6 separate regions of the Homo sapiens genome follow, and regions 1, 2, 3, 4 and 5 are each linked to region 6. The links are chromatin loops, found by intact Hi-C in ENCODE. Cell type or tissue: OCI-LY7. All regions are shown on one strand. Links, peaks and the distances in the headings refer to the core of each region. The heading gives the core; the rest is flanking DNA. Region 1 overlaps LINC01646 (long intergenic non-protein coding RNA 1646). Region 2 has its middle 150 kb from the start of LINC02781. Region 3 has its middle 77 kb from the start of LINC01646. Region 4 has its middle 69 kb from the start of LINC02780. Region 5 has its middle 110 kb from the start of LINC02780. Region 6 overlaps LINC01134 (long intergenic non-protein coding RNA 1134).

What was found. Hi-C counts contacts between places; a loop is a spot of excess contacts. Peaks named below come from ENCODE experiments on the same cell type or tissue, not always from the same donor. Only the 100,000 strongest peaks of a DNase experiment are listed, where the experiment ranks them.
Region 1: it touches region 6 in a loop (3-fold over the local background); 3 of 110 quality-filtered maps call a loop at or near these places.
Region 2: a loop joins it to region 6, with 22 times the contacts of the local background. A loop is called at or near these places in 13 of 110 quality-filtered maps.
Region 3: it touches region 6 in a loop (4-fold over the local background); 2 of 110 quality-filtered maps call a loop at or near these places.
Region 4: it touches region 6 in a loop (6-fold over the local background); 4 of 110 quality-filtered maps call a loop at or near these places.
Region 5: a loop joins it to region 6, with 12 times the contacts of the local background. A loop is called at or near these places in 2 of 110 quality-filtered maps.

What each region holds. Positions count from the first base shown.
Region 1 is chr1:4,582,306-4,587,579 of GRCh38, reverse strand. LINC01646 (long intergenic non-protein coding RNA 1646) reads right to left here. Exons shown (of 5, transcript NR_147025.1): 3 at 5,006-5,274; 4 at 4,402-4,497; 5 at 3,874-4,241. Among named protein-coding and RNA genes, the nearest start is that of LINC01646, 13 kb to the right of the region's middle. In OCI-LY7, for the core only: CTCF peaks have their summits at 2,011 and 2,211; a DNase peak (open chromatin) is centred at 2,179.
Region 2 is chr1:4,823,075-4,828,348 of GRCh38, reverse strand. No RefSeq gene overlaps it. Among named protein-coding and RNA genes, the nearest start is that of LINC02781, 150 kb to the left of the region's middle. In OCI-LY7, for the core only: a CTCF peak has its summit at 2,076 (motif pointing right); a DNase peak (open chromatin) is centred at 2,108.
Region 3 is chr1:4,491,635-4,496,908 of GRCh38, reverse strand. No RefSeq gene overlaps it. Among named protein-coding and RNA genes, the nearest start is that of LINC01646, 77 kb to the left of the region's middle. In OCI-LY7, for the core only: a CTCF peak has its summit at 2,166; DNase peaks (open chromatin) are centred at 878 and 2,148; H3K4me3 peaks cover 459 bases; H3K27ac peaks cover 932 bases.
Region 4 is chr1:4,042,014-4,047,287 of GRCh38, reverse strand. No RefSeq gene overlaps it. Among named protein-coding and RNA genes, the nearest start is that of LINC02780, 69 kb to the right of the region's middle. In OCI-LY7, for the core only: no CTCF peak of the experiment used is centred there; DNase peaks (open chromatin) are centred at 687, 1,487, 2,167 and 2,637; H3K4me3 peaks cover 3,773 bases; H3K27ac peaks cover 3,829 bases.
Region 5 is chr1:4,084,050-4,089,323 of GRCh38, reverse strand. No RefSeq gene overlaps it. Among named protein-coding and RNA genes, the nearest start is that of LINC02780, 110 kb to the right of the region's middle. In OCI-LY7, for the core only: CTCF peaks have their summits at 2,134 and 3,716; a DNase peak (open chromatin) is centred at 2,113.
Region 6 is chr1:3,908,639-3,913,912 of GRCh38, reverse strand. LINC01134 (long intergenic non-protein coding RNA 1134) reads right to left here. Exons shown (of 4, transcript NR_024455.1): 3 at 1-221. Among named protein-coding and RNA genes, the nearest start is that of LINC01134, 11 kb to the right of the region's middle. RefSeq lists an enhancer at 1,805-2,690. In OCI-LY7, for the core only: CTCF peaks have their summits at 1,709, 2,772 and 2,971 (motif pointing left); DNase peaks (open chromatin) are centred at 2,932, 3,452, 3,802, 4,122 and 2 weaker places; H3K4me3 peaks cover 3,423 bases; H3K27ac peaks cover 3,710 bases.

The sequences.
Region 1 (5,274 bases), core at 638-4,637, 670 kb before region 6:
CCGCACAGAACAGTGATGCTCCAGCAGAGCTTCAGGGCTTAAAGGGAAATGCATCTATTCTGGTCTTTAAAGCACTTCTGGGTCCTGCAGCTTCATTCTGGCCCTGTTAGCTTAAGCCTGAAATTTGACAAATGATACTCTTCTGGGCTCAGCTAAGGTACCGGGGTTGGGTGAATGGGGGTGACGCCCAGCGCCAACCCTGCCATTTAGAAGTTTTCAAAAAGAACTCACTCTGAAGCCACATCATTTCCACTGAGCCCATCTGGCTGCCTTTGTTGGATGCTGGAGGATAAGGGAAGGAAGGCAAAGGAAAGGATATCCCGTTAGGAAGCATCAGTTGCCACCTTTTAAACTGTAGGATCAAGAATTAACCTCTTGGATGGCACCATTCTGGTGGGTGTGGCCACTGCCCTCGTGGGTGGAGTTGGGGCCTGAGACTGTGCCACACACACCTGTTCATCCCCGAAAGTGGTCAGTCACACACTGGGGACAATGTGGAAACTTCTTGCCTGGATGTAGATATCCCAAACTGGCTGAGAGAGAAGAGGTGCTAGCAGTCAAGATCCCCCTGAAAGGTCTAAAACATTCACTCAGCCTGGTTTGGTCTATTGACGTGGTTTGGTGTCTAGATAAAGCAGTTGGCATGTATTCAAGGGACTGTGCTATAAAAACAGCAGGAGCATTTGAACAAGAAGTTTCTCCCAATCCAGCCAGATGCAAAATGTGAGTGTGGTGGCCTGGCTGGGGGCAGCAGATCCAAGCCCCTCTCTGGCAGAGCATGGGGCGGGGCAGGGGCCACCTCACCACTGAGGCTACGTTTCTCTCTCTCGGGAGGACGTGCCTGCCTCCTCTCTTAGTCTCCCTCCTCTTCACTGAGCTCACACAGCTTGAATTCCTCTAAGGGAAATGTAGGTCTGCTGGGCTTTACTGTATCAATGATGAATTCATAAATGAGTGAATAAATGAGCAACATTGGATGTGCCCTTCTGAGGACCTCTGGATGCTGAGGGTGATCTCTGCTCAAGACTTCTCATGGTCTAGTGCTGGGAAATCAGGAACCCACAGGTGGACCCTCTGTTCCCAGGCCAGGTCCCGTTACTCAGCTCTCATCTCTGCCTTGCTGGACAGAAGTTCAACCCGGTGTTCCAAATGACTGCATCAGGGGAATGGGCCTCTACCTTTGCTCTGCTGTCTAAACGTCTTTGTCTGCCTTTGAAGGGTATTCACATTCTGCCTCCAAATTGAGTTTCCATCTCACCTCTTATGATCCCTTTCACCCTCCTGAATCAGTAGCATCCAATGCACAGTCTTCCTTCTGTCCTCTGAGCCTTTACAGGGAGTTCCTGATCCCCTTAGACTCCCTTGATCCTCTCTCCTGAAGCTCCCTCTCCTGCAAGCCTTCCTCAGCACCCTCCCACAAGCCTGGTCAGTCCTCCTCTGCTTCCTCCAGCATATTTTTGATTTCCCTTTTGCTTTACAAATGACAATACAACATGCATCTGTTTTCTTTGCAAAACTGTGTTCTCCTTGAAAAGAGGGTCATTATTTATCCTCGTGGCTGGTACCGACAACAAGCCTGATTCATGGCGGGTTCCCAAGGCCCCTGCCGGTTTAATGGAATAGTTAGGCTTCCTGCACAGACATCCCCAGGGAGGAAGCAGCGTGGAAGGAAGCCCTTCTCCTGATTCCAGACAGGGGATGGAGCAAGGATGTGGGTGCGGCTGTGCTTGTGGCAGCTGCCTCCTCTTCTAGGACCAGGTCATGTTGGATGACTTTGGTGCCAAGGGGCAGCAATCCCCTCTATATTATCATCATGTACATTTAATTTTTGATTTTAAAAAAGTGATGTGACATTTTTGCAATCATGGGAAAACCTGTCTCAGTTTTTTTTCCCCACAAAAAGGATTTAAATAATCTCACCTCTTTAAGTAGCTCACAGTACCAACCCTTGCCTTGGTCTCAGCGGGGACCAGCTGTGCTGTCCCGGTCACCATCCCTGATCCGGCCAAGACCTTCCTTGGGAAAGTCCTTTGGAAAGTCCTTCCTTTGGAAATTTCCCAGAAGAACCCGAAACTGCAATGGGATGAGACCGTGCCTCTGGCCTTTGTGGTAAGGCAGTTCCGGGGCTGCCGCAGTCACCCCGCCAGGGAGGAGACGCAGAGGCAGTACCGAGCTGCGCCACCAGGGGCAGGAGATGGGGCGCTTCACGCAGACCCCGATGTGAAGCTCAGTGCAGCCTTCCAACCGTGCGTTTCCAGACTCTCACTGCCTGTGGGGTAGATCCTTTGGGCATCTCCACCGAGACCCCAATATGCACTTGTCAGAGCCTGCCTGCCCTCCTCTCCCGTGACCATGCCTCCTTCCCTCCTGGCTGACTCCACACATCCACATGGGAAGGAGACAATGCCGTCTCTCCCAAAAGCTCCCCTAAGAATCCCAGAGTACCCCCCTTCTTCTCCCTAAAATGAATAGATGCATCTGCAACTTATATTTCTTGAAAAGTGGCAAATTACTTTTTAAATCCACTTCCATCATCTGATCTCCACGTTGCTTCTCACAGATGTGTTTGGAGGTGGGGAAGGTGGAGAGGAGACATTTGTTTCCTGTTTCAGCCCAGATTGGAGAATGGGTGAAAGTAAAATATTTATGTTCTTTGTACCCAGCTTGTTTTTCCTGTTTTCCTTCAAAACAAGAGGTCAGAGCCCTTATGAATGAACAGATTGTTGACTTCTATGTCTGAAAACACTCAAAATATCTCCTATTAAGGCCCCTGTTCCACTTCCTTTGTTCTGCCTGGGCGGATGAAGCTGTCTGTGTTCCAGAAACAGAATTTCAAATTAGATTATTTGAATGAAATCAGCAGCTGTTGATTCAGAAGAAATGAAGAGTTGGTGTCATCAGATCCTTGAGCAAGAAGAGACCTCAGGAAAACATCTGGCGCAGGCTCCTGCATAAGCCAGTGGGTGCCCTGGCTAGACGCAACGGAACAGATGATTTGCATTCTCTTACTGAAGGTCCCCAGGGACAAGATGCCACATCTCCCAAGCCGCCCATTGCTGACTGGCCATTTATAGAAACATTTGTTTGAGTTGAGCTCCTGCTTGCAGGAATTAATAGCTTTCAGGGAATATTGTTTGGGTGGGGAGAGAGAGAGAGAGAGAGAGAGTTTCTACTCAATTCCTGGAAATGGCTTGAGAGCCACAGAAAAGCCTTAGCACAAGGGGCCCTAGGAGTGAGTCGAGGAACCTGCTGGTACCTCTCCGAAGTGTTCCCATCTAGGATTTCAGATGCAGCCCTTGTGGAGGTTAACTTTATGTGTCAACTTGATTGGGCCGAGATATTGGCCAAATATTATTCTGAATGTATCTGTGACAGTGTTTTTGGATGAGATTAGCATTCAAATTAGTAGATTTGAGTAGAGCAGATGAGCTCCATAATGCAGGTGGGCCTTATCCAATTAGGTGAAGGCTTAAATAGAACAAAAGATTTAGCTCCTCCGAGCAGGAGGGAAGTTTGCTGGCAGAGGGTCTTTGGACTTGAACTGCAACATCGTCGGCTCTTCCTAGCTCACTGACAGCTTGCCTTTTGACTCAAACTGCAACTCTTTTCGGAGTCTCCATCCCGCCAGACTCCTCCATCAGATTTTGGACTTGCCAAATCTTCACCATTGCCTGAGCCAATTCCTTAAAAAAAAAAAAAAAAAAAAAATATATATATATATATATATATATATATATATATGCACATCCTATCAGTTCTTTTTCTCTGGAGAATCCTGACTAAAACTCCAAGAAGTGGCCCCCAAAAGAGCACAGGGTTGGAAGATTCCAAAACAACAGAACTATAGTATTCTATATACTCTAGAAATAAATCTTTTGATTTCTTTTTGATTTATTTTTCTGTTTCGCTCTCAGCATGTTCCTGCTTTTCTAATATTTGAAGATACATCACACCTGCAGAATTATGCACTCCATTCTACCTTCAGGACATCCTGCCAGCATCTGCACTCAGCCACCAACTAGGAGACCCAGTGCCCATCTCCTGCCAGAACTGCTGCTTTGGGCGGTCTTCTCATTTGCTTCTCCTCATTATTTCTCCATGTGGTAGCCAAAGTTTCTTTCTAAAATGCAAATCTAATCACGCCTGAGCTAGAGCAGACCACTGGAGCCTGGTTTGAGGATGGAAGGACCCTGACTTGGACTCTGTTTTGGTTGCTTTTACTCTGGTTTACTCCAAAGCTGCTAAGAGACCACAAATAGACCATGTGCTCCTCATCACTTCCCTGGTTTTATCTCAAATATCTAGAACCTACCTCTCAGCTCCACAATATGTCTCTGTCTACTTGGTTCACTGTGTTATACTCAGCTAGTTTTTCCCAGAACTTACTGAGTCTCTTCCTACCTTAGGGATGTGGATATGTTCTGTCATCTGTGTAGACCATTGCTCATCTCTCTCCATACCTACCCACGAGCCCCTCCAGGAGCTGGTGATTATTTACTGAGAGTTGAGAGAGAGAGAGAGAGAGAGAGAGAGAGAGGTGATGAGCTCAAGACAAGTTTAGATTTCTATTCTAGAGTCTTGTAACAACACATACTTTTTCTTCCTTGTTCTTATGATATTTTCAATTGTGTGTTTCTTTGTACCACTTATTTGTTCTATATCTTTCCACATAGAGAGCCTGTGACCATTTCTGGGTTAATTTTTCCTGGATTCCTGGGCTCAGCAGGATGCACACCATATAATTAATTTTCAGTTAATAAGGACTTGGATGGATGAAAGATCACCCAGCTTGTGGGTCTCTCTGGGCTTTGTCACCATCATGACCAAATACATCAGGATCTTTCTATGAAATTTTAATTTTTGCTTTTTTAAAATTAAAATCTAAAAATTATTTTCACCAGCAAGAGAAGAAAACACAGTCTCAATTTTGCTGGGAAGTGGTAGACATTTGCCATTCTTTTTGGCTGCCTTGCTTTGCCTTTCCTACACTTGGAAAATTTCCTACCTCTGTGAATCTTAACAGCAAGCAGAGTTACTTCCCATTACAAAAGATGAGAATTCCAGATATTTGTATCACCTAGGCTTTGCCAATCAGATGTTCTCTCCTTTTTTAGAATTGAGAGCGAGTGATGCACAAAAAGGATGAGGTGAGTATTCTCCAAGGCCATGGTGACCATGGTAAACTTGAGTTCCTGAGGCAGTGAGATGGCTGCTACTAGTGACATGCATCCAGGACTAGTTATTTGATGGTGCCAACTTCAGCATCTAATTCTC
Region 2 (5,274 bases), core at 428-4,427, 910 kb before region 6:
ACTGCTTAGCTCCCAACATCCTCCTAGGGTCACTGGGATGCACCAGGCCTGGGTGTTGCCCAGCCCAAGGAGGAGGAAAAAGGACCAGGGAGGGCACAGCTACACCCCAAAGGGAAGACCCCTGGAACCAGCACACATCATTTTCAGCTGCACCTCATGGCCTGGACTGAGCTCACATGACCTCAACACACGTGAGAACGCATAGGAAATGCAGGCTTCGTATGGGCAGCCACAGCCATCCGCCCAGCTGGCATGGAAGATGCCAGGACTGAAAGAAGGGAAGACAGGACCAGCAGTCTTCCCCAAGTGACCCAGGGTGAGCTCTGTCACCTGAGCCCCAGCGAGGAAAACAGCAGCACTGCTAGTGTTGCCACGCAGAGTAAAAGGAGACCATCCCCGCGAACAAGCAGCACGGTGCCTGCCGCACTGCAAGCGCTCACAAATGACCGCTGTCTTCACCACCAGCACATTTGCTAGTAACATCAGTTTGGGGAAAACGCTGATGGGAGCTGTTAGCACCTGAATCCCAGGACCAGAGCTAAGAGGAGGACGGCTCACTCTCACAGAGCCCCGGCTGTCGTCCTGGCAGCATGACGTCCCAGAGAAGGTAGACGAGGGGTTTACTTCTGCCTCCCTGTGGACTTTTCCCTATGGGGTGGTAGAGCTTTGCCTTCCTGCATGTCCAAGAGTGTGCAAGAGTGTGTGTGTGTGTGTGTGTGTTTAGTCAAGACATATTGTTCTCTCTCTAGGTTAGAACATGAAGCTTCCCGAGAGGTCAGGGAAGCTGGTCTGTAGGTGAAGGCATCCACACTGCCCAGCCCTTTGATCCTGCTTCGAGTCCCGCTTCTGGCTGGAAGAGGCTCCTACCCTTTCTGGCTGGGAGAGAGTTCAAGTTTAAGAAGGAACCTATGGGTGGAAATGAAGAGACACCCTCTCCAACATCCCGCACTGGAGCTGTGACAACCCCTACACCCCACACATGAACACCCCTGCCCAGGTTGTTTGAAATGCTTGTTCTCCGGTGCCATAAAAAAATAGCACTTGAACATAAATTTAATTTATTTAGTAAGGCCATTTTTACTTCCTGCAGAAAGGGTACACCCACCAGCAGTTTTGCCACCAGAGTACACCGAACAACGGAGTCAAGTTATTTTGTAACCTGACGCGTCCACCCTGCTGCTGTGAACGGTTTCCATTGGCTGGAATGGGACCCCTCACTCTGTATTTGTCCTGATTGGCTAGCAATTTAGAACTTTTTAAAAGAGGCAAAGGTAGAGGAGAACAAAGGAAGGAGAAAGTAACTTGTGGAATGCTGAGAAAGACAAAAACACTTTTAAATAAGGAAGAGGAACAAGCTATGACTTAATGCTTGTTGGACCAGTATAAGCATGCCAGGGCAAATATTTAGGCTAAATTGTGGGAGCTAAGAACATAAAGTACATTGATTTCTTTATTACGGCTAGCAGATATTTAAGAATGTTAGCACAGGTCTTTGAATAAATTTTGCTTTTAAGAGAAGTTACTATTTATTCCTAATTAGACAGGGAGGAAAGTCTTTGAAGAGGAACCTCTATTTTACTTTTTACAAGGTGAACACCAACCCTCACAGGGCCACCTCTACATATCCACACCATTAGTGATGGAGACACAGACATTCCATGGCCCCATGAACACCCCCGCCCAGGTGAACACCAACCCTCACAGGGCCACCACTACATACCCACACCATTAGTGATGAAGACACAGACATTCCGTGGCCCCAGTAACATGCTCACCAACACATGGTCACTGACGGAACTCCCAGACACACTCTCCACACGTAGTTCCGCACACACTCTCGCACTTCCATGACAGCAGCACAGGGATACACGTAACCGCCCTGTGTATATGGCTCACCTGCACACAGCCAGGACAAACTCTTGGCACACCCTCTCAGCTCGGGGTGAGGGGGATACCCTTTTGCAACATCCCTTTGCTTTTCGCCAGAAATCACACTCCAAACCACAACTTCATCATCCTCCATCAATAGGAAGCAATCTCAGCCCATCAACCTGTCTGTGCATTGACATTTATTGCCAGTAGGTGTCAGGCAGATATTATCTGCTCCTGCCTGGCAAGCAGCCCCTTTGGAGTCAAGTCCCCTATAGGGGAGAGATGTATTAACGGAAGAAACAGAAACAGGGGGAAAAAGGAGAGGGCCTTAGGGCTCTTAGCTCCTGGGTGGGGGTGGGGCCTGTGTGGACCTGGGCATTTCAGGCCCCTAAGTTAATACAGAGCACGCCTGTGGGCAGGTGGCAGGGGCTGGGCATGGCTGGGATCAGGAGTTGTGTGTTACCACAAGTGCACAGTGAGTGTGATAGGTATGGTGAGGTGAGGGCATCCCCATGAACCTGCAAAGCCCTGTTGAGAGTGTCTGTGTTGCAGGGCGAACCCCAAAATTTGGGTTCAGCCTGGGAGGCCATGTGGGTTCTTGCTTTCCTACAGGAAGAAATTCAAGGGCCAGCCAATAGAATAAAGTGAAAGCAAGTTTCTCAAGAAAGTAAAGGAATAAAAGGGTGGCAAAGCAGCCCCAAGGGCTGCAGGGTGACCATTTTGATGGTTATTTCTTGATCGTAGGCTAAATAAGGGGTGGATTATTCATGAGTTTTCTGGGACAGGGGTGGAGAATTCTCAGAACTGAGGGCTTCTCCCCTCTTTAGACCATGTAGGGTAGCCTCCCCACATTGCCATGACATCTGTAAACTGCCTTGGCTGTGGTAGGTGTGTCTTTTAGCATGCTAATGTATTATATTCAGCATATAATAAGCAGCGAGGATAACCAGAGGTTGCTTTTGCAGCCATCTTGGTTTTGGATGGTTTTGGCAGTTTCTGGCTGGCTTCTTTACTGCATCGGGTTTTATCAGCAGGGTCTTTGTGACCTTGCAAACCAGGCCTGTGGATTTCTATCTCACCTGTTCTAGAGGGAGTCATTCTGGTGCAAAGCCTTCTGACATCCATGTGTGCGTGGGCGTGGGTAATTGTACAACCACTTGCAGAGTGCGGGTGTGCAGGCCCTTGTGGCCCCAGAGGTCAGATCATGTGGCAAGCAGCCTGCAGGTGGGCTGGGGTGAGGGCAAGGAGGGGGCTCTTTGTGAGCCTCTAGCTCACTCAGACATGGCTTTGGGGCCTCAGCACACAGCCTGGTTTGGTGTTGTGCTTCCCGCACAGAAAGGACTTGCATCTGATGTTGAGTCTGAATCAAAGGAAGTGGAGGCCCCAGAGCAGGGGCTGGAGGGCTGTTTATGAAAGATGTTGCTGTGTCTTGCTGGTGGCTGCAACCTGAGGCTTCTGAATTCTGCTTTCCATTTCTCAAGATGATATGTTAGCTGCCACTTAAAATATCCCAGACACTCCTCCCTGCTTTAATAACAATCGTTAGACTCAGATAATGGCTATTGATGAGGGTGTTTTGTTATTGTTTGCGGTTTCTTGCTCTTTACCTGGCTTTTATAATAAACCAGGTGTCCTCTAGGCCCCTATGAATTGTGGTAAGGCCCCTTCCTGGTAGAAACCAAACAAAATTCCAAGCCCCCAACCAACTGAATAGACACCCCCTCTTGGCCAAGAGGATCCCACAGAACCCTGAAAAAATAGGTCAGGCCATGATAGGAAGGGAGTAGGGCACAACTTCTTACATCCCCTCCATTTGGAGTTTAGGCACAACTAACTGACCAGAACTAATATTAAAATAGAGATCATAAGATGGACAAAACACTCTTTGTGGCAATAAAATTCCAAATTTCAACCTGACTCTGGTATAGCATCACCTGACAGAGAGCAGACCCTGAAGGAAATCAAAGTATTTTAACCAAAAATATATTTCTTTGACATATTTTGAAATGGCCCTGCAAAGCTGTCTCTTGTGGGGAACATTTACATTCAATAGAGAATTTTCTTCCTTTTCTAGGTCTTTTCCTGATCTAGGAGAGATTTAACTACAGCCTAACACCTTTTAAGTTCCCCAAGGAGACATTTACCCTCCATTCTCTCTGAAGCCTGCTACTTAGAGGCCTGGTCTACATAATAAGAACCTTGGCTTCCACAGCCCCCTTTACCTTAACTCAAGCCTTTCTTTCTGCTGACTTCAGCTCTTAAGGCAAAGCTTAACTCTTTCAACCAACTGGTGATCAGAAAATCTTTGAATCCACCCATGACCTATAAGCCCTCCCCATCCCCTACCCCTGCCCCACTTCAAGATGTCCCACCTTTCCAGGCTGAACAAATGTATACCTTATGCATATTGATTTATGTCTTTGCCTGTAACTTCTGTATCCTTAAAATGTATTGGCTGGATGTGGGGCTCATGCCTGCAGTCCCAGCACTTTGGGAGGCAAAGGCAGGTGGATCACTTGAGGTCAGGAGTTCAAAACCAGCCTAACTGACATGGTGAAACCCCATCTCTACCAAAAGTACAAAAATTAGCTGGGTGTGGTAGTGGGCACCTATAATCCCAAATACTCGGGAGGCTGAGGCAGGAGAATTGCTTGAGCTCAGGGGGCGGAGGTTGCAGTAAACCGAGATCACATCACTGTACTCCAGCCTGGGCAACAGGAGTGAAACTCCATCTCAACAACAACAACAACAAACCAAACAAATATTATACAGGTGTGGTGGTGCATGCCTGTAATCCAGCTACTCAGGAGGCTGAGGCAGGAGAATAGCTTGAACCTGGGAGGCAGAGGTTGCAGTGACCCATCATCACACACATATATATATGTGTGTGTGTGTGTGTGTGTGTATATATATGTACACGTATATATACGTATATATACATATATACATACACGTATATATACGTATATATACGTGTATATGTATATACGTATATAACATCTCAGGAGCTGGGCAAGTGGGTTCAAGCATGCACACTAAGAGGCAAAATGGTGGAGTTTAACTGGTCTATGACTCCTCCTAGGGACATCTGGTAAGAGAAGAATGCCTCAAGTGAGTATGTACACAACTGTAGTAAACACACTGCACATGTGATACCCCCTCTCCCTGTAAGTGCTGGCAGCCACTGTGCATGCGGACAGCCCACCCCAAGGGAAGAATATATATACGTATATATATACACATATATATATGTAAGCTGTAACCCGACCCCCTCAGGCACTTGTACTCAGGACTTCTTGAAACTGTGTGCAAGCCATGGTCACTCATATTGGACTCAGAATAAACTTCTTTAAACATTGTTAATAGAAAAACATTAGACAAATTAAATTTAACAGAGTTTAA
Region 3 (5,274 bases), core at 374-4,373, 580 kb before region 6:
AGAGAAAGAGTGTCTGTGCATGTATGTGAGTGAAAGTGTGCATGTGTGTGTGAGAGAAAAACAGTGTGCATGTGTGTGAGTGAAAGTGTGCACGTGTGTGAGTCTGTGTGTCTGTGTGTGCATGTGCAGGAGAATAGGTGAGTATGTGTGTGAGTGTACAGGGGGTGTATATGTGTGTGCATGTGCAAACGTGCATTTGTTTGAGTGAGGGTGTGACTGTATGTGTGTGTGAATGCATGCAAGTGGGTATATATGAGTATGTATGTGTGAGCGTGTGTGTATATTGTGAGTGTGTATGAGTGAGTAAGTTGTGTCTGTATATGTAAGTGCACATACGTGTAAGTATGTGAGTGTATGGGCATATGCAAGTGAGTGTGTGTGTTTGTGAGTGTGAGTGTACGTGGAAGTATGTGCATGTATATGAATGTGTGTGCATGTTTCTGTGTATATGAGTGTGTATATGTGTGAGGGTATATGAATGTGTATGTGTGTTCCTGTGTAAATAAGTGTGTATATTATATAAATGTGTATGCATAGGAGTGAGTGTATGTGTGAGTGGTGTGTATATTGTGAATGTGTATATATGTATATGTGTCTATGTGAGTGCATGTTTGTGTGAGTGTGAGCATGTGAGCATGTATAAGCAAGTGTGTGTGTGCATGTGAAAGTGTATACATTTATGTGTCTGTGTATGTGAGTGCATGTTTGAGTACGTGAGCATGTATGAGTACGTGTGTGCATGTGAATGTGTGTTTGGATGTGCACGTATGTGCAACTGTGCACACACTGGCATCGCCCACATCAGGACAGCCCCTCCACCGCCTCATGTTCTCACGCCTTTTCTGGCCTGCACAGGAAACACCTGCTCCATGGTACTTCTTGGGACATCAACTGCAAAAGACGGAAGGTGAAAAGTGGTTCTGAGCAACAGGTGCAAACCCGGCATTCTGACAGTGGAGAAATTCTTCCGCCTCCAGGACGACCTCACTCTTCGCTTTTTCATTTTGCATTGTCGGGGGCTGGGAGGCAGCTCTCCCTCCCCCAGTTGGGAGTTGGAGGGAGCCTCACTTAGGGAGAATGTCACACACTTATGTGTCAAGATGGCTTTTCAAGCATTCTGCGTTCTCCCTACTTCCCAAGCTGCTGCCCAACCCAGACCTGGTGAGTGACAAGCCCCAGCAATTTATCATGAGTCCTGCGACCTCCAGAACAATCCATCAGTGACAGAGGAAGTCAACAGAGTGATGACAACTTGCTGTTTACCCACAGTGTATGTTTCATCAACTTCCCAGCATCTGGTCCCAATATCAACATCCTCTTTTATTTGTTCTTCCCATTTGAAAGGAATGTATTGAGTCTCAAGTACATAAACACAGCTCCTTTATGCCCTTCTTATGCTGTATAGCACCCTTTGCTATGTTCTCCATCTTACAATAGACACTGTATGCTATATGTGTTTTATATGCATACGTGTGTGTAATACCTAATAGCCACTGTGTACACATACACAGGCTGTGTATAGTAAGATACGATGTGTATATGCGTAAAATAGCCCTGTGTTAGTTAGTTCTTTGCGTGTCCATCAATCCATGCACAGCTTCCTTCCCCTTCTCCATGCTCCATTCCTTGCATTGCCCACTCCCCAACGCTGCCTTCCTCCACATACACACCCCGCTAAGGGCAGAAGGAGGCAAAGTAAATAAAGAGCCCGAGGGTCTGGTGGAAAAGGCAAGGAGGTCTGTTGGGCTTTGTACAAGGACAGTTGTTCCTTTTCAAAAATCTGCAGAAACATAGAGACAGGGCTGATTCCTTCTAACTGGGGGAGTCAGGAAAGGCTCGGTTCAGCCTGGCTTGAAAGACTGAGAAGAATCAAGATGGGCAAAGATAGGGCCACTCAGAGTGGGGCCGCTGAGATGAAGACAGGCATGACAAACCCCACTCTGCACCCTCAGGTTCCCCGTCCACCCCCAGCCTCCCCCAGTACCCATCCTTGAAACTGAAATAATCTCACATGCTGGAGGCAACGAAGGGAAAAGAAAAAATGGAGTCATTTGTCTTGGTGTCACATTTGCCATCTCCCCAAGTCCCAAGTGGCAAAGGGAGGAGGAGGGGCCATGGGGCGTGGGTCGGGCATTCAGAGGGCTCTGTGGCCACCTGGTGGCTGGACGTGTCTCCCCCACTGGCTGAGCTCCCTGCCCAGCTCCTGGTGCAGACTGCCCAGGACGAGGTCAGGGAAACACTCTCCCGTCTTTGAGCAGGGATGGAAATTGTTGGGGCCTGGAAGGGGAAGGAAGACAAGAACTCCAGCCTCTGGGCTTTCAGAGCCTAGACCCAGAGTTACAAACCCATAAAGAGGAGAAAAGGGAGGGGCAGCCCCCCATCCAGGGGCTGCAGGGGGCCTGCGTGGGGGTGCGACCTTAGCTTTGCCCCTTGTCTTTCATCCTGCTTGGATTTGGGATGTCCCAGCATGAGGACCCAGTCACATCCCAGATTCTGCTCCAACCTCAGGTTATAAACATCAGTGACTGACAGTGCCTTGGTCCCAGACGTGAGCCAGGCCACCTCAGGCTGCAAGCCTCACAGCTGTCTCCTGCAGCAGGTCAGGAGACCATGCTGCCATCTGGACAAGCCCACGGAGGGCATATGTCCTGGACCTTCTGGTCAGAGGCCAGTGGGCCCCTCCCCACCCAGAGCTGAGGTCCAAAGCTGTCCCAAAGAGCCAACACCAGATGAGCCCTTTCGGGGATGCCGGGCGCATTCCCCCACTCAAATTCCATCCTTTCATTCAGCAAATATCTGGGAGTGTCTACTGTGGGCCCAGCTGTCCATGACCAGCTGTGCACAGAGGAGACATGGCCCCTGCTCTGTGGAACACCAACATCTGTGCGTTTCTGACCACATTCTAGATATCTCTGAAAAGCTCACATGTACTAATTATTTGCAAATAACAGCAAGTGTCATTGGCTTTTAAAAACAGAAGTGCTCGCAGGATTTTATGGGATGGGGAAGGGTCAGGTTTGAACCTGAGCACTGTGGGTCCAGGGCCTCACTGGACACAGCCCCTGACGGAAGGAACAGCCTGGTGGAGCAGGCAGGCAGAAGATAAAGAGAGCATTTCAGCAAATGCACTGAGGGCAGCAGGTGCTGGAAACAGTGCAGAGGGAGGGAGCCATGAGGACCTGCTAAGAAGAAGGGATATTTAAGCTCAAAGTGTAGAAGAAGAAGAAGAGGCAGCCACACAGAGATGTGGGCATCGGGGTCCCAGGCAGAGGGCACTGCAGAGGCATAAGCCCTGGGCTGGGAAGCAGCCTGATGTATTCAAAGACAGTGTGGTGGGGTTGAACAGTGTCCCCAAAAAACACACATCCACTTGAAACCTCAGAATATGACCTTACTTGGAATAGGGTCTTTGCAGATGGAATTGGCCAGGATGATGACATTTTTTATTAAGGTGTGCATTAGTCAGGGTTCTCTAGAGGGACAGGACTAATAGGATAGATGAATATATGAAAGGGAGTTTACTAGGAGAATTGACTCACACAGTCACAAGGTGAAGTTCCACAATAGGCCATCTGCAAGCTGAGGGGCAAAGAAGCCAGCCCAAGTCCAAAAACCTCAAAAGTAGGGAGGTTGACAGTGCAGCCTTCAGTCTGTGGCCAAAGGCCTGATAGCCCCTGGCAAAGCACTGGTGTGGGTCCAAGAGTCCAAACACTGAAGAACTTGAAATCTGATGTTCAAGGGCAGGAAGAATCCAGCACAGGAGAAAGATGGAGGCCAGAAGACTCAGCAAGTCTAGTCCCCCCGTGTTCTTCTGCCTGCTTTATTCTAGCTGCGCTGGCAGCTGATAAGACGGTGCCAACCCAGATTGAGGATGGCTCAGCCTCTCCCAGTCCACTGACTCAAATGTTAATCTCCTTTGGCAACACCCTTACACACACACCCAGGAACAATACTTTGCATCCTTCAATCCAATCAAGTTGACACTCAGTATTCACCGTCACAGGGTGGGCCCTAACTCCTCCTATGTCTTTATGAGGAGAGGAGAGGTGTGGGATGACAGAGCCTGACATGAGTCCTGTAGCTAAGAGGATCAGGAGCCCCAGGGAAGCCCCAGGGGAGCTGGACAAGGCAGAGAGGGTCCTTCTCTAGCACCTTTAGAGGAAACGCGGCCCTGCAGACACCTTGACTTTGAACTTCCAATCTCCAGAGCTACAAGATGATACATTTCTATTTTTAAGCTACCCAGTGTGTGGTAATTTATTATAGCAGCCACAGGAAGGTAATGCAGGCAGGAAAGGGAGAACTGCGCCAGGGTCATGCTGAGAGGGGAAGAGGGGCACCAAATAAATCCCAGAGGTCAAGGTCCATGTGGGCTTGGATTTCCACCTCAGGGGCAATGGGGAGTCACTGAAAGGTTTAAGTGGGGCAATGTCATGGCAAGGTTGTTGCTATCGTTGTATAAGAAGGCAGCCGTCCACGCCCCACAGAGACCGGAAAGCCACCACAGTTCACATGCAGATAAGACAAGAGGCGGCATCTGCTCATGAGCTCTGACTTGATAGGGCAGAAGGATGCAGGCAGACCTGAGTATTGTTGTCGAGCTCCCCAAGACCACTCCCAGGTTCACCAATTTGCTAGAAGGACTCACAGAACTCAGAAGAGCTGTTATAGTCAATGGCTATGGTTTATGACAGTGAGCAGATACAGACTATTATCAGCAAAGGTGTGAGTCCAGGGGAGATAAGGCACAGAGCTTCCAGTTGTCCTCACGGTGGAGTTGTGGTGATAATGCTTCATTCTTCCAGCAATGACATGTGGCAACCCACATAGAATATCATCAACCAAGGAAGCTCAGCCCAGCTATGTAGTCTGGGGTTTTGGCTGGGGTTCAGTCATGGAAGCAGGGAGCATCCACATGACTGACCTTAATCACTCAGTGTCAGCCTCTCCAGAGGTCAAACTGATACCATGCTGCCCAGGCCCCCACCATCAGTAGCATTATTTGCAAAGACTATTCATGTGGTCCAATGCCTCAGGTAAACAAAGACACTCCTACCAGGATTTCCGAGGGCATCTCCCACAAGCAGGTCGAGAGCCAGAGCTTTCTTTGCAATGTGCAGGGTTTGGGCACCTAGACCTGCTCTTCTTCCTGCACACAGGTGAAAAAAATTGGATGTACGGTATGAGGAAAAGGTACAGTGAAGCATGACTCAGCTTTTGACTGGAGCATCTGGGGAACCCTCGTGTCATTATCTGAGATGGGGACACTGAGGT
Region 4 (5,274 bases), core at 440-4,439, 130 kb before region 6:
AGCACTCTCAGCCCAGCAGCTCCCAGCCCCCAGCAGGAAATGAGTTGGGGCCAAAACCAACTGGGAGGAGCTAGTGCCCACCCAGCATGAACCAGTGTGCCCTAAAACAGTGTCAAGTCTTGATCTCATGAAGAATGATGAACCTGACGGGGCTGTGGGAGGCAGTAAGGGAGGTCCAGCTATGGGAGGAATGTAACAAGGATGCGAGGCTGGCAGAGAACAGCTTCTCACTGCTATGCAGGAGTCACAGCGAGAATCAGAACCACCCAGCCCTGGTGGGGGCAGGAAGTGGCTGCCTGCATGGTCCCAAACACCTGGTCCCCTGAGTAGGTGCAGGGAGGGGGCCCCCACAGGCGACTCCACTCTTTGAGTTGCTGCTTTCTGCTGCAGTTGGCCACAGCCTGCAACACCAAGGTAAGCTGGGGGCTCCTTGCCCTTTTGGTGTAGACAAAATGAACCTGAAGCCCTAGCTGTGTTCACAAGGAATCTCAACACCTCTCCATGCTTTTCACATCCCAAGAGGCTGCATCTTCTTGGACCTGGGAGCCACAAAAGGCTTGATCCCTGAGTCACTCTGCAGAGGAGAGCTGCCTGCCTCTGTGCAGCTCCTGGTCTCCAACATGTATCTGTGGGTGCTCTTTCCTCTCTACTCCTCATCAGTGTGCATGGAAGAGCAGCATCCCCCGCCAGTGTCCTCACAGGAAGTAGGCACACGATGGCTGCATGAGCAGAACGCTTCGGTTTATGGGGAGGTGAGTACCCACTAAGGGCTTCACATTGCAGAACATGGATAACTTGGAGCCAAACATTCAACCTCCATGACTTCCTAATCCAACCTCTCCTTGTCTCTTCCTTGCTCTCACTCTGCCCCCAAATTCCTGATCCTTTCTAAAGAACCTTCTCCTGCTGGGCCTTCAGACATCCACTTCCACCTTCAGCAGTTCATGCAGGTATTTTCCCAAATAAAGACAGTTCCCTCCTGGAGAGGAATTCTGTTGCCAACTGCAAATGCTCCCTGGTTTATGATAGGGCTGCATCCAGATAAACCCATTGTAAGTTGACAATATTATTAAGTTGAAAATGCATTAATTACAGCTAACTTCCCTCTCATCGTAGCTTAGCCTAGCCTACCTTAAATGTATTCAGACACTTGCATTTTAGCCTACAGTTAGGCAAAATCCTCTAACGTGAAGTTATTTTGCAATAAGGTATTGAATATCTCATGTAAGTTACTGAATACTGTACTGGAAGTAAAAAACAGAATGGTTGTGTGGGTCCTCACTGCTAATGTACACAGCTGAAAGCACCATCATCATAAAATCAAAAGGTCGTAATTTGAACCATCATAAGTTGGAGACCATCTGTATACAGAAAGATAGATTTTATAAGAAATTGGCTCATGCAATTATCAAGGCTGCAAGGCCAAAATCTGCAGGGCAGGCTCACATACCATGTGACCCCTCCACGTGACCCATCACCACTGTAGCAGAGGTGAACACCCGCCCCAAGCTGGTCCTATCAGGGTCTCTCTCCCAACAATCAGGACTTTGAATGCAGGGTAGTGGCACTGGTAAGTTGGGCCACATAGACTTGGGGTTTGGAGAAGCTGAAAGGAGAGAGAGAGAGACCTGCCTCAGGGGCCCTAGGTCTGCTTCAGCCTGACCTCGGAAGGTTCTGCCTCCACCAGCCTGAGTGCCTTCTGCTCCTTGCCAAGAACACGCCCCACCCAAGACTGACAGAATCCACTTCCCACTTCCTTCATCTCCCACCCTGGGCTTGTCCCCTCTGCAGCCTCTCCCTGCTCCAGGCAGCTTTCCAAGAGGGGCCAGATTTTTTTTTTATTATTGTTTTATTTCAATAGGGCTTTGGGGAACAGGTGGTGTTTGTTTTAATGGATAAGGTATTTAGTGGTAATTTCTGAGATTCTGGTGCACCTATCACCCGAGCAGTGTACACTGTACCCAATGTGTAGTCTTTTATCCCTCACCAGCCCCCACCCTTCCCCCCAAGTCCCCAGAGTCCAATGTATCATTCTTTTTTTCTTCTTTTTTTTAAAAACAATTTATTTTAAGTTCTGGGATACGTGTGCAGTACGTGCAGTCTTCTTACATACATAAATGTGTGCCATGGTGGTTTGCTGCACCTGTCAACCCATCACCTAGGTATTAAGCCACGCATGCATTAGCTTATACTGATGCACTTCCTTCCCCCAACCCCCAACCGCAGACATACCCCAGTGTGTGCTGTTCCCCTTCCTGTGTCCAGGTGTTCTCAGACAATAGGGCTTTTTATTATCTGGATATTACTGGAAAAATTATAAGATTGCTCAAGTTTCTATTTTGGGAGGAAAACCCACACTGAGGACATTTAAAGGGTTACTGATAGAGAAAATGAAAGATGCTTTTCTGATTACTCCCTACAAATCCTGCATGTTCCATATGAAGGTCATGAGCAAATCGCTTCACCCTAGTGGATGAGATTTTCCTTTTCCTTGATTTGTTCTTTCCACCCTTTCAGTTGTACCCATACTATGGAAACCATGACCATGCTTTTCTCCACAATGAAAACACCACTTCATCTTCACAGCTTATAGCCTTAATTATTAAGCCACACTGAATTACAATCAGAAGGATCTCATAAAAGCTGGTCCATGTGCTATCGCCAGTCAGCTCACTCAGCCTTTTCTCTGCAGCATATGAACTGGCTTAGAAATATTTCTTGAGTGAGAAGTTTTTTTTTTATTGCTTTAAAGACAACAGAGGTTTACTGTTATGTAACTGTGGAGGCCAGAAGCCTAAAATCAGTATTACTGGGCAGAAATCAAAGTGTCCACAGGGCCACACTCTCTCTGAAGACATTGGGGGAGAATTTTTTTGCTTATCTTTTCCAACTTCTGGTGGCTGCTGACATTCCTTTGAGCAAGAGCTTTGAGCAAGTTTCTTGGAAACGTTGTCTGCGACAGAACTTTGCTTCACCATCTTCTGAATGCTTATATTCAGCTCCATGGGTTAGAATTATAAAGAAGAAGAAGGAGGAGGAGGAAAAGGAGGAGAAGGAAGAGGAAGAAGAAAGAGGCTGGGCACGGTGGCTCACGCCTGTAAACCCAGCACTTTGGGAGGCCGAGGCAGGCGGATCATGAGGTCAGGAGATCGAGACGATCCTGACTAACACGGTGAAACCCCGTCTCTACTAAAAATACAAAAACAAAATTAGCTGGGCGTGGTGGCGGGCTCCTGTAGTCCCAGCTACTCGGGAGGCTGAGGTGGGAGAATGGTGTGAACTCAGGAGGCAGAGCTTGCAGTGAGCTGAGATCATGCCACTGCACTCCAGCCTGGGTGACAGAGCAAGACTCCATCTCAAAAAAGGAAGAAAGGAAGGAAGGAAGGAAGGAAGGAAGGAAGGGAGTGAGTGAAGAAGAAGGAGAAGGGGAAGAGGAAGAGGAAGAAGAAATAAGAAAGGAAGAAGAAGGAGAAGGAGGAGGAGGAAAAAGAGGAGGAGGAGAAGGAGAGGAGGAAGAGGAGGAGGAAGAAGAGGAGAAGCAGCATCAGCATGGTTTGTCTCTACTTTAATAAACAATTTTAAAAAATTATAATGTATACATCTGGGACTGGCTATGAGTTAGGCTGCTCTAATGTGGCCAAAATGACGGATTTAAACTAAGTAAAGTTTATTTCTTTCACTTAGCGGTCTGTGTGTTAACAGTCTAGGTTTCACTGACAGTTCACTCCATGGAGCTGAGACCCAGGTTCCTTCATTCTGATTCTATGATCCTTCACACAGGGCTCCTACCTTCTTATCTAAGAAGGCTTATCCAGCTCAGGCATCATATTAAAATTCCAGCTGATGGGGAGAGGAAAAGGAAAGGGGAGATATAGGAATCTACACTCTTATTTTAAAGTATAGGAATCTATAGTTCTAAATATAATTTTTTTGTTGTTCACATTCCATTGGCCACAACTAATTTAAAAGGAGCCTGGGAAATTATGTCGGCTAAAGTCCTATTAATATGGAAGAAGGGGAGAATAGATAATGGGAAAACAACCGGCAATCTCTCATGTATATACAAAGACCTTTAAAAAGAACTCTAGTATTAGTCTTGCTAGCAGTCTATCAATTTTGTTGATCTTTTCAAGAAACCAGCTCCTGGATTCATTGATTTTTGAAGGGTTTTTGTGTCTCTGTCTCCTTCAGTTCTGCTCTGATCTTAGTTATTTCTTGCCTTCTGCTAGCTTTTGAATGTATTTGCTCTTGCTTCTCTAGTTCTTTTAATTGTGATGTTAGGGTGTCAGTTTTAGATCTTTCCTGCTTTCTCTTGTGGGCATTTAGTGCTATAAATTTCCCTCTACACACTGCTTTAAATGTGTCCCAGAGATTCTGGTATGTTGTGTCTTTGTTCTCGTTGGTTTCAAAGAACATCTTTATTTCTGCCTTCATTTCGTTATGTACCCAGTAGTCATTCAGGAGCAGGTTGTTCAGTTTCCATGTAGTTGAGTGGTTTTGAGTGAGTTTCTTAATCCTGACTTCTAGTTTGCACTTTGGTCTGAGAGACAGTTTGTTATAATTTCTGTTCTTTTACATTTGCTGAGGAGTGTTTTACTTCCAACTATGTGGTCAATTTTGGAATAAGTGCGATGTGGTGCTGAGAAGAATGTATATTCTGTTGATTTGGGGTGGAGAGTTCTGTAGATGTCTATTAGGTCCACTTGGTGCAGAGCTGAGTTCAATTCCTGGATATCCTTGTTAACTTTCTGTCTCATTGATGTGTCTAATGTTGACAGTGGGGTGTTAAAGTCTCTCATTATTATTGTGTGAGAGTCTAAGTCTCTTTGTAGGTCTCTAAGGACTTGCTTTATGAATCTGGGTGCTCCTGTATTGGGTGCATATATATTTAGGATAGTTAGCTCTTCTTGCTGAATTGATCCCTTTGCCATTATGTAATGGCCTTCTTTGTCTCTTTTGATCTTTGTTGGTTTAAAGTCTGTTTTATCAGAGACTAGGATTGCAACCCTTGCTTTTTTTTGTTTTCCGTTTGCTTGGCAGATCTTCCTCCATCCCTTTATTTTGAGCCTATGTGTGTCTCTGCACATGAGATGGGTCTCCTGAATACAGCACACTGATGGGTCTTGACTCTATCCAATTTGCCAGTCTGTATGTTTTAATTGGAGCATTTAGCCCATTTACATTTAAGGTTAATATTGTTATGTGTGAATCTGATCCTGTCATTATGATGTTAGCTAGTTATTTTGCTCATTAGTTGATGCAGTTTCTTCCTAG
Region 5 (5,274 bases), core at 569-4,568, 180 kb before region 6:
GGGTGGTTTGAGGCAGACAGAAGGGAAGTGAAAGGAGAAGAAAGCACCATGTGGAGAAGGAGGTGGAAATCGGGCAATGTGGCCACAAGCCAAGGAATGCCTGGGTCCACCAGAGGCTGAAAAGGCAGCAGGGACCCTCCCCAGGGTGGTTGGAAGGAGCATGGGCCTGCCCACACCTTGGTTTCAGACATGTGGCCCCTAGGACTGAGAGAGAATACGTTTTTGTTGTGTTAAGTCACCCTGTTTGTGGGGAGTCATTGTGGCAACCTCGGAAAACTAACACAAGAACAGAATAAAAATTAAAACAGCCTCTGCCTCCCCAGGACCAAGACTGGGACTGGATGCGGGAAGGGCCGGGGCTGCCGCCACCACAGGCCTCCTCCTCTGAGCATCGGCGGATACGGGGTCCCCTGGGGGCCCCATCAGCCCCATACTTTCCTGCCCCAGGACCCAGGGAGGAGAGGGGAGGCTCAGCGTCTCTTCTGTGGCGGCCACCAGCTTCTGACGTGGCTCCCAAAGACCCTGCTTCCCACCGTCCTTCAAACTGAGTGCAAACTCCCTCCAGGCCTGAGGAGTTGGCGGGTGGCCCTGACTCCCCGTCTCCACATCATTCACGGTCACGTTGGCTTCCATTCTCTGAAGCCCCCCAGTTTGGGGCCTCTCCCTAAGGTGTCTCCCCATCCCCATCTCCCACCCTCTGACCCTCTCTTCTCCCAAGCTGCTCTCCTTTCTCTTCCAGGACAGTCAGATGCCCCTACCCCAGCCCAGGGGTCTTCAGCCCTCACCGCAGGTGAACATCACACAGACATTGGTTGGGTCACTTGCTTGCTGTCTGTTCACCTCCTAAAATGTAGTCCTTTGTCTTTTTCATGGCATCTGATAGCAGCACCCACTGCAGTGCAGGACAGACACAGCACTGTGCAAACAGCCATGGATGGTGGATTCAGGTATCACCCTGGACATGAGACCTGGCCTGAGGCCTTGCCCTGCCCTGCTCTCGGCCAGCACATTGTCTCCCAGAGTCCACCTCATCTCTGTTGGAACAGACAGCAAATCCATGCCAATGACAACCCATGCCAATGGCAAATCTGTGGCAAAGGCCTTCCAGAGAGAAGCAAGGCAGGTCCCAGACGCCGCCCCCACCCCATTTCATGACAGTCTCTGCATCTGCCCCCATGCTGCAGATACGGACAAACTGGAAAGACAAATGTTCTGAGCTGTCTCAGGAAACCTGGGAGGGAGGAAGGAAAATTTTTCCCTTCTATTTTGTATTTATTTAGAGCTAGGGTCTCACTCTGTCCCTCAGGCTGGAGTGCAGTGGTGTGATCAAGGCTTACTGCAGTCTTGAACTCCCAGGCTCGGGAGATCCTCCCACCTCTGCCTCCCACAGTGCTGGGATTACAAGTGTGAGCCACCACACCCAGCCTTTCTTTCTTAGGTGTCAACCTTAGGCAAACTACCCAGATTAATTCATTCAATTACTCATTCATTTAATTTACTCATCTTTCATTCATTCACTTCACAGATAAGCCTGGAAAGGAAACCACAAGCCCAGCTGAGTGGTTGTGCTACAGTCTGAGTATCTGTCCTCTCCAGAACCCGTGCTCAAACTTAATCCCCAATGCAGCAGTGCTGGGAGGTGGGGCCTTCAATAGGTGATTGAGTCATAAGGGCTCTGCCCCCATGAGCTGATTCATCCATTCATGGATTCGTGGATTCATGGATTATCAGGAGAGTGGGACTGGTGGTCTTACAAAGACGAGGAAGAGAGACCCTGCCAGCACGCTCAGCCCCGTGCCAGGCCATGCCCTGCACAGTCTCAGGGCTCTGTGGGGTCCCTACTAGCATGAAGGTCCTCATCAGATGTCAGCCCCTCAGCCTTGGACTTCCCAGCCTCCAGAACTGTAAGAAATACATTTCTTTTCTTTACAAAGGTCCAGTTTCAGGTATTCTGTTATAGGCAACAGTGAACTAACACAGGGTGCTAGACGAGAGAGATGCTTCATCAGTGCAGCAGAGTGAGCCCTGGGGCCCAGCACAGAGCTGAGCACCTGCCAGGTTAACCTCCCACAGGCCCCACCCAGCTGGGTGTCATCAACCCCATTTTACAGGCAGAGGGACCCAAAGTACACGATGATCTAGGATCCTGCCCTGTGGAGTTAGGGTTTAAATATAAGCAGAGGGCTCAGAGCCTGCACCCATTGCCACCATCTGGGGGTGGCCACCTGCCGGGAGTGACCTTTCCATGCTCTTATGTGGACTCCAGGGTGGGGAGCAGCTCTGACTGGCCCCTGCACCAATCGCCTTCGACTAGGGGATGGGGTGGAGGTCAGTGAATGTGGCTGCAGGGCCCCTCATAGGTGATGTGGGTGGGGGCATCACAGATGACCAGGAGGGAGGGGCCCTTGTGGGTGTGAGGGCAGCCCAAGGCACCCACTCCAGGTGCTCCCAGCTTCGTCCCCTTACCCTCCCGCCTCCTCCCACATTTTCCCTTTTACACAACTGGCGCCATTATTTTGTCTTTTTTGCTTTTTTATTTACATTTTCACATTTCCCCTTCACATCTAGGTCCCCAGTGCGCAGGACGGAGGCCAGGCTCAGCTGCAGCTAATCTAAAATGTCATTAATATAAATTGGGGCTAATTACTTAGTTCCCTTCGGCAATCCCTAGCCGAGCTCTGGCGACAGAGGCCTTCTGGAAAACAGAAGGACGCCTCCACCAGAAGGGGCCAAGGCTTCCTGCAGAAAGCTCAGCAGTGCCCAGCTCCTGCAGCCCACGGGGAGTCTCTGGAACAAGGTGCTCTGAAGGCTTCTCTCCCTCTTGCTGCACAGGGCAGCAAAGTTTGACACAGGTCTCTCTTCCTCATGTTCGATACAGAGTTTGACACAGGTCTCTCTTCCTCATCTTCGATACAGAGTTTAATACAGATTTTTTGCTTCTCTGGGGCAGAATGGCCACAGGACAGGAGCACTGAGCACCGGAGCCCCCCGCCGGAGCACCCTGCCCACCAGCCCTCTGCAGCTGCAGCTGGTCAGAACCCACTTTCCTCTTCAGAGCCTCCCTCTTTGCAAACTTCCATGGTCACATAGTTATCAGATCAGGTTTGAGGGGAGATGTGACCCCAGGGAGAATGCTCAGTGAGAGAGACACTGGCGGAGGCCCTTTTTCCCCATATCCTTCCAGCTAAAGCAAAGGGGGCATCTGAGCAGAGGGCTGGGGCTCCTCCCTGGGGGCAGGAGCCCAGGACTGGCTTCTGGCACCCAGTAGGCACCAAACAAATGCTCTCTCTGTCCATCATGACATCAAATGCTGACCACAAGCCATCGGAGCTGAAACTTTGGCCCACAGTATATATATGACTTAACAGGCATTGGGCCCACATACCAACCAACAGCTCTCAGGTAACTCCTTAAAGGAGAGTAAAACATAGCATTTAAAGATTAAAGACCATGGTGAAAATGTCGAGAGATAGATGGTGTCTGTGAACCCTCACAGGCCCCCTAGAGTTGGCTTAATGAAGATGACTTGAATCCTAGACAACCTTGCAGCTGTTCTCAGCTTGCTTTTCCCTCCCACCATCCCGGCCCACCATCTGGGGCTGCAGGAGTCGCAGGCAGCGAAGACCAGCATTGAAGAATTTCTCACTGAAGCCACTTTCAGAGTTCTGTGGGATGGCAGGTTGTTCAAGGCTGGGAACTTAAGTGTCTCAACATGTGGGGAAAGATAGAGGGAGCTGTCTGTCGCACTGGACTCTAGAGATCCTTTACATGCTAATGCAACTTTGGATGGAGTTTCTAAATATTTCCAATATGCATTATTGATTTCCTGCTCCAATCAGCAAAGAAAAAAAAAGCCGTGTCAAGTAGAGAGAGAATGAAATCTGGAACATGGAGCCATTTCCCATGGAACCATCTTCTTAAACAATTCCAGTGTCTTATTCTTGGCTTTCAAACCATGCTCTTGCCCATCCATGACCTTTCCTGGTCTGTGAAGAAGGTGAAGAGCTATTTTCAGTCCATCTCTCATTTCAAATGCTTGTCTAAGCACAGTCCCCCCAGCTTCCATTGGAAAGTGGAATGTGGCTTCCCTCTGCCCTCTTCCTTGTACCACTCGGAACCCTGGAAAGATGAAGGTCCTGGTCTCAACCTCACTATCTGTGGTGAGAACTACTCCCTGCTCCTGCTAACAGAGCCTGTCAGCACTCGGGTCCCTGGGGGACGTGTGCACCAGAGCCCCATCAGGATGCACATGCTAGGTGGGCACGCCATTGGGGCTGACCACATGTAGCTTTTCAAGTCTTCAATGAAACTCACAGAAGCATCACTGGCCATGCAAAAACTCTTCACCTGTAACATGGACCTGGGTGTCCTCAGCTCTTCTCCCACAAGGGGGACTTCATCCAGCCATGCAGCGAGAGGCGGGCTGATGTGCACACACACTGGGAATGACATTTACACACGCTGTGTTCAACGGCATCCTGGGATGAGGGAATGCTGCCATCATCATCCCATCCCCTCCCAGCATGATAGACAACTTAACTTTGCAGTTGGTTTTTTCAAACTTCTCAGCAGCAGCCTGACACGCACCTCTCATTGCCATGTGCTGTGCAGTTATGAACCTTCGTTCTGATCTCTTCTCTGTTCGTGGTTGACAAAATGTATCACTCATCAATTTTGTGCTGGGAAACCTAATTTAGCATTTGTCAAGAACAGCTCACTTGGCTGACGAGAGCCTCCACTCTGCTCTTCGGAAAATGCTCTGAAACTTCCACGGTGTCATGTCACTCTTTGAAAGTCTTGTAAGGGATCACAGCCTGGTGACAAAGAGCAATGGAGTCACTATCCCAGCAAGTTTTGGCTTTCAGGTATTCTCTGCTGTAATTTTCTAAGCTTTTCCTTTCTGCTGCATATGCAAAATCTTCCTAGACTTGCCCCAGCAGGGGCGCAGATTGCAGGATGGCTTTCTATATTTGTACTGGAATCAGGCACACACTATTTACATTGTTTCAGTTATTCTAAGCTGTGCTGTTTATGTTTCCATTTGTATCACTAATTTTATGCTTTACCTAACTGCTTTTGAACCATGGGTCTATCTTTGTGAACTAGGAACAGATTACATCACCCAGCAAAAGTAAGAAAAAGCACAAATGTTTACAAACATAGAATAACATGCCAATTCTTTCTGGATGTGATAACCCACGAGCAGGCGCCCTGTTGGACTTCGCTCCAGGGAGCCAGCCAGCCCTGACGTGTGGTTCATGCCCAGCCTTTAAC
Region 6 (5,274 bases), core at 732-4,731:
GCCACTGCACTCCAGCGTGAGCAACAGAGTGAGACTCCAACTCAAAAAAAAAAAAAAACTTGATGATCAGATGGATGATCAATACTTCAAGTGGTTTCTAGCTCAAACCTGTCCAGTCAAGGCCCAAAACGAGAACCTCCTGGCTTCATTAAAATTAGGTTTGCCTAATGGCAACATTAGCCAAACCTAATGTTGATACAATTTTACTTTCAGGCCTTTCCCTAAATGGAAAAAAAAAAAAAAAAGGTATTATCATCTGTCAGTGTCTTTCAAATGCTTGGAAGACAGAGGGCGACCTGTGGACCTGGGCTTGGCCTGCCTGGGCGTCCCTGGGAGGAGGCGTGTCCGCCAGGTCTCCAGGAAGGGGAGGGGATTACAGCACCCCCTGTGTCCAGAGGACCCCCAGAAAGCACATCCAGCCACCCTCCATCCACATCGACCCAGTGGCCTCACCCAGACACCAACAGGCCGTGTCCTTTTAAGGTACCAGTTCGACTGGGCCTGGGGGCTTGAAGGTCAGAGGTCAGGGGTCAGTACAGTTGAGGCCAGATGGGAGACTGTGTCAAACTCCAGAGAGATGGGGTGACCCTCTCACTGCCTCCCGTAGCCCCCAGGCTGCTTCCCACAGAGCAGGGTCCACCTGCGGTCACCGAGCCCCCAGTGCGGAACGATTGCAGAGGCTTCAGCAGAAGGCCACCAGGGTCTGGTCGCCAGACAAACCCACTCCTGGTGAGGTCAGAGGCAGGTTCAAGGAGGAGGCCTGAGGCAGGAACAGAAATGTCGACCAGGGTGTCAGAGGGGGGCAGCACCGAAACCCGCGTCTGCCTCCAAGAGCAAGAGGCTCAGCCTCTCTCTGCCCGGGTCTCTCCTTCAGCCTCATGCAGCTCCCGCAGAAACACAACAGAAGCAGCCAGCTGGCATGTGGCCTGCACATCTCGGGGGCTCAGCATGTGGCATGGCTGTGATTGTGAGGTGGCCTTGGTGCGGCCACGTGTGAGGGTGACCTGCACCTAGGCTGGCTGAGGCTCCGCTCTCAGGAGATGAGGCTGCAGACAGGCAGTCTGCTTGAGGGGAGCCCAAGTGCCAGCCCAGGGTGGTGGGCCCCTCAGCCAGCCCAGGGCAGGCCAGGGTTGCACGACCCTGGAAGCCACGGCTCCGTTCCTGTGGGCTTGGCTGTACCTACTCGATGCCAGGTCCCAGCAGCACAAGGTAGCAGCTCCCTGGACACGGGACGACCACGCCTGGATCTGTGTTTGCGCTGGCTGTGAGGACCCAGCGACCTGTCTGACCCCATAGCCAGGAGCTGGCCCTGGGGAGAGCAGTGCCTTCAGGACGGCGCTCCTAGGCCTCACTTTGTTTAGGATCCGCTCGCCGCCAGACCTTCAGGGTGCAGTCTCTCCTCACAGGTCCTGTGGCGTCGCAGCCACTGAAAACCGTAGCCCCGTCAGGCTCAGGAGGGGCAGGAGGAGCTGGCACCCACGAGGGGTTCACTCTGCTCCTGGTGACAGGCACTGGCGCTCTCCGGACCGCGGTGCTGTGCCTGCCGGGTAGATCTGCTGGGTGGACCTAACGGCCGGCACCAGTTTAATTCCCACTCCCCTTCCTTGCCCCGAAGACTTGGGATAAAGGCCCAAAGTTCATGCCCAGAGGGCGGCCGGAAACCCCCCATCCCCAGCATTTGTGGGGACCACCCACGTTAAACGAAGACTGGCCTCTTGGGAGCGCTCCAAGGCCCACATCCTCAGAAACCCTGGGGACCCATCAGTCCCCCCCCAGGTCCCCCAAACACGCCACCACAGCAAGATGAACCCGGCCAGTGGCGCCCACTCTTCGCACTGGCTGGAGGCGGTGGGTTCATGCCCAGATGCCAAGGCCCAGAAGCAAAGCGACAGACAAGGCTGGAGACAAAGGAAGAGAAAGGAGATGCTGGGGGAAGGGGGAGGGAATAAAAAGTATTTGGAATGGCAAACGGGAGGGAACTGAGGCCAAGAGAAGAACCCAGCCCTCCCCTCAAGGGAGACAGATGGGCGAGGCCAGGACCCAGCCCTGGGGGCGGGTTCCAGGCTCAGTCCAGGGCCTGAACTGCTGTGGGCCATTCAGACCCGTACATCCCAGAGCTTCCTCCAACACAATTAACTGGTGACCTGTAAGAGATGAGGTGATTTCTAGACAACGTGCCTGGAAGGAGGAAGGAGGGAGCCAGACAAACCTTGGCCTGAACCCCAAGTCCCGCTGGGCCTCCTGGGTCTCAGTGGGTGGGGGCCACCACAGACTTGGAGATCTGAAGCTAGGCCCACCTGCTGGGAAGGTCCCTCTGGGTAGGAGCAGCCTAAAGAACTCTGCAGAGGGGCTGGGCTCCCGAGAACAGCTGGGGTGGGTCCCCCTGGGCAGCAAAGGCTGCGTGAAGGAAAAGACTAGCAAAGCGGGGGATGTGGGGGCGGCTGCAGACACTCAACCCAGCAGGGGAGCAAAGCCTCAGCACAGCACCCACCACCCTGAAATCCCTCTCACCAGCTCAGAACCTGCCGGGACAGCCTGGGAGGGAGCGGCGGTCACCGGGATTCACGCTGTTTCCAGACCAGACAGCAGTGGACACGGAGCTCAGCAGCCCCCGGCCCAGCCCGCAACTCCCTCCCTGAGCCCCAGCGGGAAGCAGCTGCCACTTCTCACAAACACATTCTTAATTCAGTGATTTCACTCCCTGGTGCTTGCCAAGGTGTTGGATACCTGAGAAGCCAAAGATTCACATTCTCTACAGAGGCAGCTGCTGCCCCCATCCTGGACTGCTCAGAAGACTCTGAAGGCCGTTAGTGAGCAACGGAGCCGCATTCTGAGCCCTGCCTGCCGCCCGGGCACCCTCCGAGAGCCATCCTGAGAGCGTCCCAGGAAAAGACCGGCGAGGCCGCCACGCCTGCCGCACCGACTTCGTTCCCCTGTCTCATCCTGCCCCCTGGCGTCAGGACTGCAGACACCTGCGCTGGCACCTACCTAAGGCGGCCAAGGGTGGTTCTCCAGGCGGCTGTCCCCTACTCAACAGGGGTCTGCACCGGTCCTCCTCCAGGAAGGGTGCCCTGCAGAGACCCACATGGCCGTGAAAGTGGGGAGTCCAGGTCCAACTCGACCTTGGCACCTCCTTGCTGTGTGATCCTGAGCAAGGTGTGTCCCCTCTGTGCTCCTCCATCTCCCCAGGTGCCAACAGTGGGCAATGAAAGAACCCGTCCGTCTCACAGGGTTGCCAGGAGAATCACGAGATGATCTGCGCAAGAGGGTCCATGCCAGGCCAAAGCCAGGGTCCCCTCAAAACATGCAGCCCTCAGAGGGACTCGGCCACCAGCAGGTCCACGGCACCACCCACGGCACAGCCATGCAGCCAGGGGCTCCTCCTCTCCCAGAACGCCCACCTCCCCCGGCGCCAGCCGCCGTTGCAGGTGAACAGCCTATTCTCTGCGCAGGTGGGAGCCTGCAGCTGCCTAGAAGTTGGGGTGGCTGGGCATGCAGTGCTGGGGGGCCGCATTGCTTCTGAGCCCGCGCATCCTGCTTCTCCATTGTCCTTGGGAGACTCTCGGGGACCCAGTGCCCAGCTTGAGAGAGAACTGGACACTCCAGGCCTGGACCACACAAGTTCAGTGGCAGCCCTGCCGTTCCAGGGAGTTGGATGTCGCTGATGCTGGGCGTCCTCGCAGCAGAGTTTAAAAAGCCATTGCTAGGAAAAGCCCCACTGGGAACATCACGCCGAAAATGCCCGTTTGGATGCAACGCTCTGCCCCGAGGGTGCTGATCACCGCAGACGCAGGTGCTATGTGCACCGAACCATCAACACTCCACTCACAGACGCAGGTGCTATGTGCACTGAACCATCAACACTCCACTGGCCATAAAATGCACTGACTTCTTTAAAACCCCAGGAAGAAATTAATAACATCTAGGGGAAGGATAACGAATTTTTTACTAAGTGGGAAGGCTGGCCTCTGGTTTGGAGAAGAGTCTGGGTCAAACTGTGTCCAGCCAAGTAAGGAACCTCAGTCCGGTTCCCATGGCCGTGGGGAGGGACGAGGCCTTCACAGCCTGGGGACCCATTTTCCTCACCCCTGTGACAGGGTAGAAGTCACTTTACAAATCACCACGGTACACACCCCCCGGGCTGCAGCAGCCCATGCTCTGCAGAAATGCAAATATTAAGACAACTTTATCTGCACGCCTCTCTGCAGGAAGGTTGCATCCCCTTAGCAGTAGGATCAAAAATTTTTTAGTAAATTAAAAAATTATTCAAAGAACATTTCTCTCTCACTGAGAAAAAAGCAGGGTGCCTCCTTTTTCCTGAGAGGAAAAATGCTCTGTAAAATCTCTCTCTTTGTAATCAGGTTCATACAATAGGCATTAGTTCCGGGGAATTTCAACAGAAATCAGAAATAAAAGGAGATAAGAAAGTTCCAACCAGCCTCCGAAAACGGGCATTCCAGACCCACCAGAGAGATATTCTATTCCCTTTTCTCCGTAGCTCACTTGTGTGTGGGAGGAGGAAGGTCTGCGGTAAGAATTGAATCCTGCCCCAAAGAGGCCTGACCTTTGTCCTCAGCCACTGGGAGGTGACCTCCACGATGTCCTGCCTGATAGGAGTCACTGTTTGCCCAGGGCCTTGGGTTACACAGGAGAGTCCAGTGATGTGACTTAGGGTGGAGGAGAGCCACCATGATGGTCTCAGGGTGGGGCTGGCCATGCCAGAAAGACCAACGGTGTCATGGAGGGTGGGAGATGGGGACCACACGGTGGCAATCGGCCGCAGGACGGGGACTGACCATTTGGGTGGTCACTCAATCAGCCATGCCCATGGAATGGAGCCCCAGTGAGAACCTGGACACTGTGGCTTGAGGCTGGCCCTCGCTCGTGCTACCACGTTGACGCAGGAGAGTCACAAGTCCCAGTCCCACAGGAAAGGGACAGCAAGAGCTCCGCTTGGGGCACTTTTCCTGGACTCGGCCCCCTGCCTCCCCTCCTTTGGCCAATCTTAATCTGTATCCTTTCCCGGTAAGGAACTGATTTATGTAGATGTTGTTCCCACCCAGACAGGCTGGCTCCCCTCTGGCTTCTGCCAGGACTGGAGGCTTCCTGAGGCCTCCCCAGCAGCCGAGCAGGTGCCACCATGCCCCTGTACAGCCTGTGGACCCAGGAGCCAATTACACCTCTTTTCTTCATAAATTACCCAGTCTCAGGTATTTCTTCACAGCAATTCAAGAATGGACTAATACAGAAACCACAACTGTGAGTGTAATAGCT